2 separate regions of the Homo sapiens genome follow, and region 1 is linked to region 2. The links are chromatin loops, found by intact Hi-C in ENCODE. Cell type or tissue: MCF 10A. All regions are shown on one strand.

Evidence for each region. A loop is a pair of places that touch in the nucleus more often than their neighbours do. Peaks named below come from ENCODE experiments on the same cell type or tissue, not always from the same donor. Only the 100,000 strongest peaks of a DNase experiment are listed, where the experiment ranks them.
Region 1: a loop joins it to region 2, with 3 times the contacts of the local background. A loop is called at or near these places in 2 of 110 quality-filtered maps.

Annotation. Positions count from the first base shown.
Region 1 is chrX:9,564,832-9,568,831 of GRCh38, reverse strand. The region is part of intron 2 of TBL1X (transducin beta like 1 X-linked); the gene reads right to left. Among named protein-coding and RNA genes, the nearest start is that of TBL1X, 100 kb to the right of the region's middle. RefSeq lists an enhancer at 1-566. In MCF 10A, no CTCF peak of the experiment used is centred here; DNase peaks (open chromatin) are centred at 2,341 and 2,621.
Region 2 is chrX:9,349,772-9,353,771 of GRCh38, reverse strand. No RefSeq gene overlaps it. Among named protein-coding and RNA genes, the nearest start is that of TBL1X, 110 kb to the left of the region's middle. RefSeq lists enhancers at 871-980, 1,001-1,060, 139-1,338. In MCF 10A, a CTCF peak has its summit at 1,707 (motif pointing right); DNase peaks (open chromatin) are centred at 561, 921 and 1,781.

The DNA of each region.
Region 1 (4,000 bases), 220 kb before region 2:
CTGCACAGATAGACACAACATACAGAGAGCACACCAGACAGACATACACACAGCACACTGCACAGATAGAGACAACACAAACAGCACACAACACAGACACACACACAGCACACTGCAGATAGACACAACACACACAGCACATCAGACACACACACAGCACACTGCACAGACACGACATACACATAGCACCTTGCACAGACAGACATACAGCACACCACACACACACACACACAGCACACTGCACAGATAGACACAACATACACAGAGCACACCACACAGACACACTGCACAGATAGACACAACACACACAGTACACCACGCAGATAGACACAACACACAAACCACGGTGCAGATAGACACGACATGCACAGCACGCCGCATATAGCCACACAGACACACAAAATACACAGCCACACACAACATACACAGCCCACCAGAGACATATACAACATACACAGCATGCCGCACAGCACGTGCACAGACACACACAACATACACAGCCCGCCAGAGACACACAACACACACAACACACACAGTACAGACAGACACATGCAACACAACACGCCACAAACACAGACACACATAATGCCACAGCACGTTGCACAGACACACACACACAACACAGAACATGCCACGAAAAGAGGACAAGAAGATGCATGGCGTCTTTGGGGGTTCTCAAGACTCCCAGGGGAAACCGTCCAACCACTTCCAGGCTGTAACAGGGAGCAGGGAGTGGGACAAGAACCAGGAGGGAGACAGAGAACTCGCTGGGCATCCGCAACAGCACCCAGGCCAATCAACGCAGCGTGCCACAGCACTAAGGGGGAGCACTGAACTGCCCCACTGCACAGAGGAGGAGACAGAGGCTCAAAGGATTGAACTGACGGCCTGGAAGTCCCAGGGCTGGACTTCTCTGCCTTTCATCTCTGCGCGTCCTTGTCCCAGTGGAGGAAACCTACAGGGGCTTCATGGAGGAGGTGGCACTTGAGTTGGCTGGAGAACTCAGGCGAGGAGGAAGAGAATGAGGCTGTAGTTTAAGTGGTGCCAAAGGCAAGGGATGGGGGCAAGATGGGGCGCTGAGGTTTCTAAAAATGTGGGGTGATGCCCTCACAGTGCTCACGAAAGAGGATGTGGCCTGGAAGGAGACATGGTGGTCAGAACAGTATGCCCCATCCATCCGAGGGAAGAAGGGGCCACCTGGGCAAGACAGCCCTGCAGACTGCAGATGGCACTCTCCTGGTGCAGCACCAAAATACTGGACAACCGGTTTGAGTGGGACACCAGCGTCCCCCAAGCTGGGGCAGACTTAACCCTCATCTGCTGAACCATGTGGGGTGAGGAAGGTTGATCCCAGGGGAAGGAACAGGGAAGTCATGCAGGGACCCACAGAGAAGCAGCTCCACACCCTTCCTCAACGGGCCAATTTCACTCTTCTGGCCACTTCTTCAAGAACAGCTGCAGTGGCGGTGCACGCTGGCTCCATGAGTGCCCTGGTAGCAAGAGCTGCAAGATAAGGAGGCCAGGGTCTTCCCTGTCAGACACGCCAATGCACCAGCCTACACTCTCCACCCAGTTCTGGGCCATCAGGAACTGAGGTACAGGAGCACCTCCTGGAAAGATCATGGAAACTACACTTCCTGCCTCTCTGTGCCATTTTCTCTAAGCTTACTAAGGGTACACGCCCCTGGCAGAGGATGCTGAGAACTTCTAACAGTGCGAAAATCCTGACAAACTCCCATGACCCGCCAGATGCCCTAGCCCTTCCCCAGCCCGTTCTATCATCCTCCTCCAGCATTACTGGGCACACATGTTGTATTTTAAAAGGAAAGAGTAAAACAGAAGAACAGAGTTCCAGGCCCCATTGTGCTCCCAATTAATTGTAAAAAACCCTCTCTGCACCAGAGTTTCCTCAGCTGTGAAATGAGGGTTTTAAACTATTTATGAGGTTTCATCCACATCAAAAAATCTGAGATACCATTTTCCTGTTGACTTCCTGTGTCAATTCTAGGGAAAAACACTTGACAATAACTTAACTAAGAACTTGCAAAAGAATTGTGGAGGGAAGCAGAGAGACAGAGAGGATCTGTCCGCAGCCACCTGAGCACTGGAATGCATCCAAAGGGTGCAATATTTTTGCCATAATGATTAACATTTCAACTCCAGAGAAATTCAAGTTGTACCATCATGAAAGCAACATGAAAAATCTAAAATATGTTTTCAGAAGCCACTAAGCATGACAGAGAAGCTGCAGTTTCCTCCTGATCCCTTTTCTGTTTTTAGTGAGCTCTGAATTAACCGGGCCAAGAGCCAGACGCTGACTAATACATGCACCAGCATGAGCATTGCGGGTGTTCCAGTGCCAGAGGATTCCAAACCGCTTCATTTGCTCCAGGGTTCAAGGTCTGTGTAAGGAAGCTGGTGTTTCCTGTATTACCAATATCAAACAGCAGGGTTATATATTGAGGTTTATTCAATGACATATTTAAAAATCCTTCAAAACAAGTGGTTCTTACAGGTAATTTTGACCCCCAGGAAACATTGGGCAATGTCTAGAGATACTGTTATTTGTCAGGACTGGCGGAGGAATGCCACTGGCATCCAGTGGGTGGAGGCCAGAGATGCTGCGGAACATCCCACAACACACAGGACAGGTCCTCTTAACAAAGAGAATTATTTGACACAAACGTCAATCAATGCCAAGGTTGTGAAACCCTGCTTTTAACTATGCCAAAATGTCTGTAATTATACAGATAGTATATCCTATACTTTCACTTTCCAAACCACTTTTAGTCTTTACAAAGTAATACATGTACAAAATTTTTTTTAAAATGCAGGTGAGGCAAAAGGCTCCTTTTATTAATTACATGCCTTTTAGCACCATCTATCACCAATTCCACTTCCCAAAGCAACCACTTTCTTGGAGCTGTTTCTGTTATTGGTGCTGTTCCCTGCATAGTGACTTCCAAGTTTGTTTTTTTGTTGTTGTTTTTGTTTTTTGTTTTTGGGACAGGGTCTCACTGTCACCCAGGCTGGAGTGCAGTGGCACCATCACGACTCACTGCAGCCTTGACCTCCAGGACTCAAGTGATCCTCCTGTCTCAGCCTCTCCAGTGGCTGGGACCACAGGAGCACACCACCATGCCTGGCTAATGCTTTAAATTTTTTGGTAGAGAAAGGGTCACGCTATGCTGCCCAGGCTGGTCTCAAACACCGGGGCTCTAGTGACGTTCCCGCTTCGGCCTCCCGAAGTGTTGTAATTACAGGCATAAGCCACCATGCCTGGCCAGACTTCCATGTTTCTAAATAGTCTGTTTGTGATACTCTAATCAATACATCAAGTTTAGATATCACTTACTGATTTTCACACACATAGGTAAGGATTGTTGGTTTTTTACATTCCCACCACCAATCTTACACTGACCCTTCCACGTTTTCGATAGCTCATATAACTTTTTTTTTCAGCTAAATCAATATTTCACATATATTACTTTGACAATGGAATGGGCACTGCTGAGTGGGCAATATAGTATGATTATGATTTTTTTTTTTTTTTTTTTTTTGAGACGGAGTCTCGCTCTGCCACCCAGGCTGGAGTGCAGTGGCGCCATCTTGGCTCACTGCAAGCTCCACCTCCCGGGTTCACGCCATTCTCCTGCTTCAGCCTCCCGAGTAGCTGGGACTACAGGTGCCCAACACCACGCCCGGCTAATTTTTTTTGTATTTTTAGTAGAGACGGGGTTTCACCGTGTTAGCCAGGATGGTCTCGATCTCCTGACCTCGTGACCCGCCCGCCTCGGCCTCCCAAAGTGCTGGGATTACAGGCGTGAGCCACCGCACCCAGCCTATGATTTTTTTTTAGTATACTTTTTGTGTTCTCCTAGAATTATTATTTGCCTCTGTTTTCATTTCAGTTTTCTTTGTACTCTTTGATAATCCTTCCCACACTCTCCAACAATCTATTACATTTTTTACATGATCAAAACTCTTGGATAATTTGTCA
Region 2 (4,000 bases):
TGGCTCACTGCAACCTCTGTCTCCTGGGGTCAAGTGATTCTCCTGCCTCAACCTCCCAAGTAGCTGGGATTACAGGTGCGTGCCACCATGCCCGGCTAATTTTTGTATTTTTTAGTAGAGACAGGGTTTCACCATGTTGGCCAGGCTGGTCTCAAACTCCTGACCTCAAGTGATCCGGCCGCCTTGGCCTCTCAAAGTGCTGGGATTACAGGTGTGAGCCACTGTGCCAGGCCATGACTGGGTCCTTTCATGCTGCTCTTTCCATTTCTTTGCAGTCCTGGAAGCAGGCTACTTTGGGCAGCTGTCCTTGGCTGCTGCTCCCCTGCACCTTAGGATCCTTATGAAAAGCGACTCTATGCAAAGAGACACGCAGCTAATGCGTGCTGTAGGGTGAGTGGAGAGCCTGGGGGGCTGGGCTACAAAAACCTATGCAACCCAAGCCCGATCTGCCTGACCTTGAATTGGTTTACCACATGTCTCTCTCTTACCAGGCAAATCTCCAAGGAGTCTTTCACTTTGGACAGTACATCCCCAAATCAAAGACTGATTCATAAAAAGAACTGATGAAATGTTGCCTTTTGCTCAGGCACCCTATCACACATGTTTTTCCGGAGTCCCTTGCCATTTCTTCCTTGCTGACTCAGAGTAATGATGGAGAACAAAAAGCCAGGAGGATAGAAAAAAGGAAAGCTGCGCTATCCAGAGAGTCTGGGGAAAGAGCCAAGCTTTTCTCCCCAACCCGCATCTTTTTGGTTGTTGTTTCAAAGAACTTGCTTTGCCCCATTCAAGCTGCAGGGAAATCTCTTTTGCTAGAGGGTGCAATCAAAGCCGGTGGGGCATCTCCATGCAGTGTGTAGGTCACAAAATAGCTCTGAGGACATTGAAGGCCTGTGGGACGTTGCACAATGACATACTGGACCCGTTAGACACGCAGTGGGTTTCGCTTCCTGTACATTTCTCCGAAAAACCTGCCGAGTCATCGACAGTTATCACCACCTTGCAGAATTTACGAAAGCTTCTAAGCAGTCATCTGAATAGTTTCTTTTGCTTCTAGGGCTCCTTGTACTCCTGTAATTTAAAATTTGTTTAAATAATAAAACCAACACACAATCTGGGGCAAAATTAAAATTCCAGGGAAGGCAGGCCAGGTTTTGCTGGATGGGATCCTTCAAGAAATGTGCAGATAAAACAAGGACCAGCAGCTCCTTTTCCTGAGTCTCCTGAAGCGAACAAGTCATTGTTAGGTGCATGGCTTGATAAAGAGAAGTGACAAGAAGATGGTATTTTAGACACTGAGAAATGAAAGCAAGTGTGCGTCGTGTCTAATGCAAATTACTGCTGCCCCTAGAAAAGAAAGGTGTGTGTGACCATAACGAAAGGAATAAGTTTAAAAAAAATTTGCCAAGTTAGCAGATTTCTGTCTCAAGAATGTAACAAAAACCATTTTTTTATGTTGAGGATTTTTTAAAGTTAAAAACAAGTCATCTCCTAAGAAAAGATAAGAATGTGATTCCTGAGCTGAGGGTATTTGCATTTTGAATTTTTGTTCCTACCTTTCAAGTAGGAATTGTGCCAAGAAAGCATAAACACAGAGAAGGAAATGGGTGTTTGTATTTGTAATACCTGCCTCAGGAGAGGAGAGAAGCCAAGAAGAAAGGGTGTGTGATTAACTCCTGAGCGCACTTGGAACCCAATGCGGCCAGAGATGTGAGTTGTGGGCCAGCAGGTGGATCCCTGTGGCCGCAAAATTTTGCTGTGCGACTGCTTGCATCAGTGGTGTTGTGGACGCCTTTAGGCAAGGTGTGTCTGTGGCTTGCTGGTATTTCAGCCAAGGAATGTGTCAGAGTAAGTTCAGCAGCCACAACAAGAGAGGATGTGTAGTGTTTCTGGGAGGGGCTTGTGTTGTTCTCAATTTCCGGGTACAAGGCTGGGTGCAGTGGCTCACGCCTGTAATCCCAACACTTTGGGAGGCCGAGGCGGGCGGATCACCTGAAGTCAGGGGTTCGAGACCAGCCTGACCAACATGGAGAAACCCCATCTCTACTAAAAATACAAAATTAGCCAGGCGTGGTGGCGCATGCTTGTAATCCCAGCTCCTCGGGAGGCTGAGGCAGGAGAATCGCTTGAACGTGGGAGGTGGAGGTCACGGTGAGCCGAGATCGCGCCACTGCACTCTAGCCTGGGCAACAAGAGCGAAACTCTGTCTCAAAAAAAAAAAAAAAAAAAAAAACTCCGAGGACAGAGTGATGTTAGACCAGACAGTGGGTCTCAAACTGTGGGTGTGTTTCAGCCACCTGTGATGCGTGTTACAAAGGCAGTCACCTAAGATCTCACCCTGGAGCTGGGATCCATGGAGCTGGGCAGGTTGAGGTGGTTCCAAGTTCAGTACAGGTGGTTCAAGGTCCCTACTCTGAGAAACTGACATCAAATGAAAGAAGACAAGTTTAGCGTGACAGTCCTTTATCTTCACACCTCATAATTGGCAAGCCACACTGCTTAGCCACATTCAAAGTCACTGGCAAGTGATTTTATTTTATTTTCAAGCGTGGGACAACTTAATTTTGTGAAATGTATATTTTTTGGTCATAGCATAAGCTACCACTCCTCAGTTCTTTTTGGCTGTTTTACAAACCAGTCAGGAAATGTATGGCAAAAACAGCAAAAGGAAAGTCGATTTTAAAAATGTACGATGCATGTTTTCGTTGTATAGACATTAATAATGAAAACAAAAGGAAAATTTTGGCTCTCGAGAAAAATGGAAGTGCCTAAAACGTTAATTTTTTTTCTTTTTTTCCAAATACCCAGACGTCAAGGAGACTAAAATGTAAATTTTAACCTAAAAGTATGAATGTTTTGGGTAGCTGGTTATAGTATCATCCTTGTGATTTGGAAAACATTCTAATGTAACCTTTCCCTGATTATATAGAGATTAGCTAGTATTTTATGTGTAAGCAGGGCCAGCTTTGCTGCCTTGTGACAGTTCAGTCCCACATGGACTGGTTTAATGTTCTGCAACCTCCATATTGCAATGCCTCATCATGTTGTCTTTGAGTTTGTATTTTGAAAGCGACGGTCTGACAGGACAGTGGAGCATGAGCCCAGGGCTTGGAGGTGCCACCTCCCTGCCTCCCAGGATGGACTCTCTGTGCTCCACTTCCCTGCCCCCATCCAATGATGTGGCTACTCTCTGCCTTCTGGCAGGCGCGGAGAGGTTCAGGTCAGCAGGCATGTGCCCCACCTGCCAAGTCGTGGGTGGGACCCCGGGAGCCTGTGAGAGTCCACATTGGCCCTCCGAGTATCCCTATGCCCAAAGAGGTGCTGCATTAAGAGTAAAAAGCAAAAGCCAGGCGCAGGAGTGTGTGCCTCTAGTTCCAGCTACTTGGGAGGCTGAGGCGGGAGGATTGCTTGAGCCCAGGATGTCAAGCCTGCAGTGACCTATGATTGTGTCATTGTATTCTAGCCTGGGCCACAAAGCAAGAACCTGTCTCTAACAATAATAAGAATAAGTGAAAAAACACCATGACAGGTCCAGAACGACTGGGGAGGAGGGAAGGAAAAATCTTTCTTTTCTGCTTTTGAACAAAGGACCCCAAATTTACATTTTGCACTGCGCCCCACAAATCATGCAGCTGGTCCCATGTGTAAGTCATATATGAACACATCGCTCCACTGCAGGATAATGGATGCAGGTCCAAGAAAGGGGAAAAGGATGACTCATTCCCCCACAAACAATTCACAGGGAAAGCATTCAGATGGCCAATTGCTCACCTAACATAGTTTATAATTCCTAACATAGTTCTATAAATGTTGCAGATTACATTTTAAAAACCCGTGGATGCTCTGTTTATTTTTTAAAAATAGTTATGCATTATTTGTTTCCCCAGTGCAGCTCTGTGCAGTGACAAGCAGTTGGATGGAATCATGCGCAACAGCTCTCTGTAATGTAGAAGTGACACACTGTCCCCAAACTGCCATGTCTTGTTCCTCATAGGCAGGCTAC